Linked DNA regions of Homo sapiens: regions 1 and 2 are each linked to region 3. The links are chromatin loops, found by intact Hi-C in ENCODE. Cell type or tissue: PC-9. All regions are shown on one strand.

Region 1 (2,500 bases), 99 kb after region 3:
AATGTCCTTCCTTGTCACGAAAGTTACAGGTTAAATCCCCCTCTTCTTCGAAGCCTTCCCTGATTACCCTAGATACAATACCTTCTCTTTTTCTCACTCTAACTCAGGCCCTTCACAGTCACCAGCTGGGGATTCACCTAGCTCCCTTTTAAGTGGCTCTGACAAGGAAATAAGAATCTATGAAAATAAAATCAAATCTCTGTTTGTTACCATGTCATTTGAAATCACCTCAATGGAGAATCCTCAAAGTTGGAGGGTATATTGGCAGGGGCAGCGGGGTGCTAGGGATAGCCTGAGGAGCAAGGTGTTGTATAATGGGCAGCAGGCGGCCTCAGAGATGCTTCTGGGGAGGCTTGAGCTGGACAGACTGAGATGCTATGGCAAAGAAGAGACATGGTGTTGGCGAAAATGAACGCCAAGTCACAGGTGCAGCTGCCTCACCCTGCAGAAGCAGGTGTGCAGTTGAGCTGTTCTTCACCGGGCCCTCTGCTTGGGTTATGCTGTGGGGAGAGCAGCAGGGGTTGACTTATTTGCTAATGATTAATGATTAATGATTCGCCAGGGCTACAGGCAGGGCCAACCCAGCCTGGGAAGGCGGGGATAGGAAGGCTTCCCAGAGGAGACGTGGTTTAGGCAGAGGCCTCAATAAGCCAGGGAAGGGGGTGCTGGTCAAGGGAGAGGGGAGACGACAGTCTGATTTAGGCCGGAGGCGTGACAGCAGGGCCTCCCAGGGCTAGCAGTGCATCGGTGGGCTGCAGTGGCCATCGGGGCTGGGGCCTTACACCTTCCACCATGTGTCAAAATGAGTTTAGGTCTGGCCGGGTGAGCTCCCATCTGGGTCTGTCGTGACGACAGCTCGGGGTATGTTGGCTGCTTTCCAGAGACATACCAGAGGCGCCTTAATCTCCCTGACACGTCTTCCCAGCTCGCTGGAAGCTGGGCCCTTCCGGGAAGGTTTTCTGTGGGCAACAAATGCAGCTGATCCAGCTGGGTGTGGATTCCTGCGAGCTTTAGTCACCGAGGGGCTGTCCTGACCTCGCTGAGGGCTAGTCCTTTCCCACATTTGCCTCAGAGGATGGGAGAAAGTGACTCTGTGGTGGCAACTCAGACACACGCCTTCCTTTTTCCCTTCCAGTCCCCCGTCTAAATCTGTCACTTAATGGAAATGAGGCCTGGGCGCCCATAAGCCCCTGAGCCGCTCTGTGTTGAGCACCGACTGTGTACCAGGCTCTGGCTGGGTACTCTGACACCTTCACCTAGAAGGGCCCTGACCAGGGGGAGCCAGGGACCCCTCCACATTCACTGGGTCAGTCAAGCCTGGGGGCTCTAAGTCTGTGCAGTACAATTACATAGCATCCATTACACTACTTAAATTGAAATTAATCAAAATTAAATAGGACCAGGCCCAGAGGTTCATGCCTGTAATCCCAGCACTTTGGGAGGCTGAGGTGGGAAGATGGCTTGAGCCCGGGAGTTTCAGACCAGCCTGGGCAACATGGGGAGACCCTGCTTATACAAATAATTTTAAAAATTCACTGGGCATGGTCGTGTGTGCCTGTGGTCTCAGGTACTTCGCAGGCTGAAGTGAAAGGATCATTTGAAGCCTGGGAATTTGAAGTTGCAGTGAGCCGTGATGGAACTGCACTCTATGCTGGGCAACAGTGTAGGATCCTGTCTCAAAAAAAAATTTATATAGTTTAGAATTCAGTCCCTCCGTTGCACTAGCCACATTTCAAGGGCTCAATAGCTGTATGTGGCCAGTAGCTACCATGTTGGACAGCACAGTTAGAGAACGTTTCCATGATCACAGAAAGTTCTACTGAACTCTCTACAGTCACCCTGAACCAAATTCAAAGCTCAGCCTTTGGCTTGGAAGGTGTGCGACTTTGCCGAAGTTAGCGAACCTCTCAGAGCCTCTTTTCTGTGCCTATAAAAGCCCATGCACTTTCCATTGCATCATACTTCCTCTCATTTGCATATAAAAGTTAGGACAAAGTATAAAGTTAAACCCTCCAGCCAGTTTAGATTAGGTTTCCAAATTAGTTAGGATTTTTGTTAATAAATACTAGGAAACTAAATCAAGCTGGCTTTGGTTAAAAGGGAATTTATAAGCAGGGCTGACTGTGTAATTTGTGAGGCCCACTGCAAAATGAGCACGTGGGGCTCTTCTTTCCAAAAGCAGGAAAAAAGTGCATCAAAGGTACTAAAATATATAGCTTTATTTCTTCCACAGTTTCTCTCTCTCAACTTATCATGATGTTTTTTATTTGTGATTTTGTCATTCTTAAGTAAATAAAAATAACAATTTTAAATTAGTAGCATTAACTTTATCATTCACCTTTTTTTTTTTTTTTTTTTTTTGAGCTGGAGTCTTACTCTGTCACCCAGGCTGGAGTTCTGTGGCTTGATCTCAGCTCACTGCAACCTCTGCCTCCTGGGTTAAAGAGAATCTCCTGCCTCAGACTCCTGAGTAGCTGGGATTACAGGCGCACACCACCAC
Region 2 (2,500 bases), 60 kb after region 3:
TTTCCTACTAGATAAAAAACGGTGGCTCACGCCTGTAATCCCAGCACTTTGGGAGGCCAAGGCGGGCGGATCACGAGGTCGGAGATCGAGTCCACGGTGAAACCCCGTCTCTACTAAAAATACAAAAAATTAGCTGGGCACGGTGGCGGGTGCCTGTAGTCCCAGCTACTCAGGAGGCTGAGGCAGGAGAATGGCGTGAACCCGGCGGAGCTTGCAGTGAGCCGAGATCGCGCCACTGCACCCCAGCCTGGGCGGCAGAGCAAGACACCGTCTCAAAAAAAAAAAAAAAGTAACTGTCAAACTGTGATACTGACACAGCAGTCGATGGAAAAGTCCATGTAAGCTGTAGCCTAGAAACAGAAACTAGCACCTCTAAGTGTTTCGTACTTGATAAAAGTTGTTTCACAAATCAGTGAGGAAACGAAGGATTCATTATAGAATGCTGTGCAGCTGACCAACGGTTTGGAAAAAATAGATGTTAGATGCTTACACCAAAATAAATTCCAAAAGGTTTAAAGAAATAAATAAGTCTTTGAAAAATGAAACCAGCTGGGCACAGTAGTTCATGCCTGTAATCCCAGCACTTTGGGAGGCCAAGGTGGGCACATCACCTGAGGTCAGGAGTTTGAGACCAGCCTGGCCAACATGGCGAAACCCCGTCTCTACTAAAAAATACAAAAATTAGCTGAGTGTGGTGGTGCTCGCCTGTAGTCCCAGCTACTCAGGAGGCTGAGGCTGCAGAATTGCTTGAACCCGGGAGGCGGAGGTTGCAGGGAGCTGAGATCGCACCACTGCACTCCAGCCTGGGGACAGAGTGAGACTCTGACTAAAAAAAAAAAAAAAAAAAAAAAAAAGGCAAAGAAACCATAAAAAGCTAGAAGAAATATAGGTTGAGATCTTATCATGTCTCAGTATAGGAAATGACTCTCTAAGAACAAAATGAGCAATAAATCAATAGATTTTACTACATGAAAATAAAGAAATCCCTAAGCGCAACATAGCATCCTGGATTGGATCCTGCAACAGAGAAAAAGGACATTCGTGGAAAAACTGATGGAATCCAAACGAGATCCGTAACTTAGTTAATAGTGTTGTACCAATTTAATTTCTCAGTTTTGACTAACGTACCCTAGTTATGTAAACCGCTAACATCAGGGGAGGCCAGGTGAAGGGTGTGTGGGATCTCTCTGTACTGTCTACAACTTTTCCGTAAACCTAAAACTATGCTAAAATGGAAAGCTGAATGCTTGAGAAGCTAAGACAGATTGCAATACAAATAAAACCACAAAGCAAGTGACGAGCTGGAGAGACTGCGTGACCAAGCACTACCATCCTAAATCTACTAAGAGCTTTTACAAATCTTGGCCTGGTTTCTACCTTCACTATCTCCTCTCATCAGAATATCAGCTCCCTGGAGGGCGGAAGCTCTGTGTTTGTTCACTGTTGTGTCTCCAGCCCCGGGAAGAGTTCCCGGCACATACCAAGCACTCAGTAAATATTTGCTGCGTAAACCAATAGACCACAAAAACCCGACAGGAAAACGATGGAAAGATACTACCAGGCAATTCGTGTTACAAAAGAAGAAAAGTCAGTGGCCAAAAATGCTTTTTAAAATGTTTAGTTTCATCAACAAATTCAAGATATTTCCACCTGTCAAACTGACAAAGTATTTTTCAAATGACAGTGCACAATGTGGGAGGTTTGGTGAGATGGGCACCCTCACATGGTCCTGGCAGCAACCTTTCTCTAAAAGCATTTGTATCTTTGTCTTCACAGTCCCCTTCTAGGAGTGTGTCTTGTGAGAAATGCCAACTCTGAGGTGAGCATCTGGTAAGAGGCTTCCGTTGCATGCCTGCTCTTCCTCCAACCTGCCGCCCCACACTCACACTGCCTCCACCTGGGTCGCCTCCCACTCACTCTTGTCCTCGGTAACCCTCTTCCCCTCTTTCAAGACTCAGTTTACACACACGGAGAACATTTGGAAGCTCGTAAGAAGCCAAATGGAACTTATACCTATATAGACATTTCTTTACAACTTCCTTTACAATTACAATCATTTTAAATGTGGGCCTTGGCAGGGACAGCTAGTTGCCTATGCAGTCTCCATTCTCCCGTCCTTCCTTAACAGAAGTCCTATTATGTTGTGGGGACCAAATGGGACCTGCCATCAAGCTCTGATTCTCTTGCTAATGGGGTGGCCATCGAGAGGTGAGTGGAAGTCGTTGGGTGGTGATTCCTGGAAAACTCTTAAGGAGGTGCCCATTCAGCCAGGACCCTTTGGTCCGTTCCTCCAACTTTCTTCTTTCTGCCTGGAACATGGGGATAATAGCTAGAGCTTGAGCAACCTTCATGGACCATGAGACTCAGATGAAAGCCAGGTGCTAAGCATGGCACGGCACACAGGAGGGCAGGGCCTGGGACCCTGGTGACTGCCAGCTGCCCACCTCCCACTTCTGGACTGTTCTTCAGGAACAAATGCAAACCTTACCTTACTTAAGCC
Region 3 (2,500 bases):
TTTGCTCATTTTTATATTGGATCGTCTAACCTTTTCTAGTTGAGCAGTAGGAGTTCTTTTTTTTATCTTTTCCTGTAATCCACTGTACCTTAGAAAGGAGTTCTTCATATAGTCTGTATATGAGTTGTTTGTCAGAGATATATGAGTTGCAAATATCTTCTCCTCCCTCTGTCTGCCACCTGTTTAAAATAATTTTATTGGAACATAGCCAACATTTGTTTATATATTATCTATGACTGCTTTTGCACTACAGGGGCAGAATTGGGTAGTTGTGATAGAGACCTACTGACCTGCAAAGCCTAAAATATTTAGTGTCTGATCTGTTACAGAAAGTTTGTTAACCCTTGATCTAGAGAACCGTATTCATTTTCTATTACTGCATAACAAATTGCCACAAATTTAGTAGCTTAAAACAATGCCCACATTTATTAGCCCACAGTTTCCATGGATAAGTAGGCTGAGGACAGCTTAGCTGGGTCCTCTGCATAGAGTCACACAAGGCTACAGTTAAGCTTTTGGCCAGGGCTGGGCTCTCATCTGGAGGCTTCAATGGGGAAGGATCCATGTCCAAGTTCATTCAGGTTGCTGGCAGAATTCATTTCCCTGTGGCCTTGGGAATGATAGCTTCCCTCTTTTACTGGCTATAGGCCAGAGCTGGCCCTCAGCTCCTAACGGCCAGTTCCCTGCCACGTGGCCCTCTCCATAGGAAGTCCACAACATAGCAGTGAGCTCATTCAGAGCCAGCAGGAGAGCAAGAATGAGTCTGCTAGCAAGGTAGAATCATTTAATGTAACAAAATGACAAGAGTGACATCTCATTATCTTTGCCATATTCTGTTAGCTAGAAGCAAGTCACAGGTTCTACTCACACTGGAAGGAAGGGGATGTACACCAGGAGGGTCACCTTAGAGTCTGTCACAGTTACTATTAGTAATATATTGGTGTCTTAAGTTTACAGATGTTTTTCTATGTTTATATAGTTGAATTCTGTTTTAAGCAAAAATGGCATCATACAGTTTCTTTTGTAACTGGCTTATATAATAATATCATGAATAATGTAACATGAACATTTTTTCATGTCAGTAAATCCAGATCCATATCATTTCTTATTGTGGCTTGTATCATACCTCACTATTTGAATATACCATAATTTATTTAATCAATTCCGTCTTGTTAAATATCAGGATTGCTTGTGGTTTATGTCACATTTTACCAGGCTGCCATAGAAGTATATGTGAGTGCCCATTTCCCCACACTGCCTCAGTGCTGGTTATAATTCTGTTGCAGTCAGTGGCTCTTGACAAAAATGTATATGTGAAACTGAACACCTCCTATTCTCCTTCCTTCTCCTGTGTATCTGTTTTAGATAAGAAGGCTGACTGCACAATCACAATGGCTGACTCAGACTTCCTGGCTTTAATGACTGGTAAAATGAATCCTCAGTCGGTAAGTATGATGGAGCTTATATCCTGCTAGTAGGTAGGTCTTTCAGCCCTTTCTACTCCATCTCCTGACTCAGACTCTAAAGTGCAAAGTGGTCAGACTCACAAAACTCAGTGTTCCCCAAACAGTTGACAGACGTCTGTGGAGCAAGCTGTGTGCCACACACTGTCTTGTGTGCTGGAAGTGCCCAGAAGAGTAAGAAAGTTCCCACGCTCAGGGCATCCACAGATGTGTAAAAGAGTCAGTGCAGCCAGAGATCCAAGGTGCCACACCTGGCTTGTGGTCAGGGGAGGATGAAGGCAGGAGCAGCCATATCTCTCTGGGCCATCAGGGAGAGCACCACAGAGGAAGCAGCTCTTGAGCTTAGTACCCAGGCGGAAAGTAGGAGTGTTCCAGGAGGAGGGAGGGGTGGCATGAACAAAGGCCTGACCTTTTACATTCCATTTATTTGCCCATGCTCTTCTTTTTGCCTGACCTGTCCTTACCTGACAAATGACTTGTCTTTCAAAATTAGCTCAGATATTATCTCCAAGGACCTCTTTCCAAGTTGCTGGGGAGCTGTAACCAGTCCCTCTCCTGAGCCACGTACTGGACTGCCAGCTTAGTGCCTGTTGTGTTATGTTAGTCATAATATGCCTCTCTCTCTTCCCTGTTAGGCTGTGAGTGTCTCAAAGCATCAAAGCACATCTTATTTGTCTTTATGTTTCCAGAATTTAGCACAGTATCTGATGTTTTTAGGTATTCTGTAAACAACTGTTGGACTAAATTGCATTTGTCTAAAGTGTGTTTATGCCTTGTATAGATTTTCCTAGTCCCCAAATTGTCAAGGGTCCTCTTAGGCTCTTCAGCTGCAGTGTTGAATGGACTTGATATAGTGAGCTTTCTGTCAACTTGATATATACTGAGCTTTCCATTAATAAAAAAGAAACTAAGACGTTTCTTTCCAATGTAACTTAATTTTTTCTGTTGTCTCAGTCTGGTTTGTTTTAGGTTTTATTCCTGTGGTTCTCTGGTAATTTCCAAGATTGGATAAAACAACTAAATCTCACTCCCACTTG

What was found. Peaks named below come from ENCODE experiments on the same cell type or tissue, not always from the same donor. Only the 100,000 strongest peaks of a DNase experiment are listed, where the experiment ranks them.
Region 1: a loop joins it to region 3, with 8 times the contacts of the local background. A loop is called at or near these places in 1 of 110 quality-filtered maps.
Region 2: a loop joins it to region 3, with 11 times the contacts of the local background. A loop is called at or near these places in 1 of 110 quality-filtered maps.

Annotation. Positions count from the first base shown.
Region 1 is chr1:53,145,455-53,147,954 of GRCh38, forward strand. No RefSeq gene overlaps it. Among named protein-coding and RNA genes, the nearest start is that of SLC1A7, 4.1 kb to the left of the region's middle. In PC-9, no CTCF peak of the experiment used is centred here; DNase peaks (open chromatin) are centred at 547 and 957; H3K27ac peaks cover 1,750 bases.
Region 2 is chr1:53,106,326-53,108,825 of GRCh38, forward strand. All of the region lies in intron 3 of SLC1A7 (solute carrier family 1 member 7), which reads right to left. Among named protein-coding and RNA genes, the nearest start is that of SLC1A7, 35 kb to the right of the region's middle. RefSeq lists an enhancer at 1-123. In PC-9, no CTCF peak of the experiment used is centred here; a DNase peak (open chromatin) is centred at 1,416.
Region 3 is chr1:53,046,493-53,048,992 of GRCh38, forward strand. It overlaps SCP2 (sterol carrier protein 2), which reads left to right. Exons shown (of 16, transcript NM_002979.5): 15 at 1,366-1,445. Among named protein-coding and RNA genes, the nearest start is that of PODN, 14 kb to the right of the region's middle. In PC-9, no CTCF peak of the experiment used is centred here; a DNase peak (open chromatin) is centred at 1,399; H3K27ac peaks cover 2,500 bases.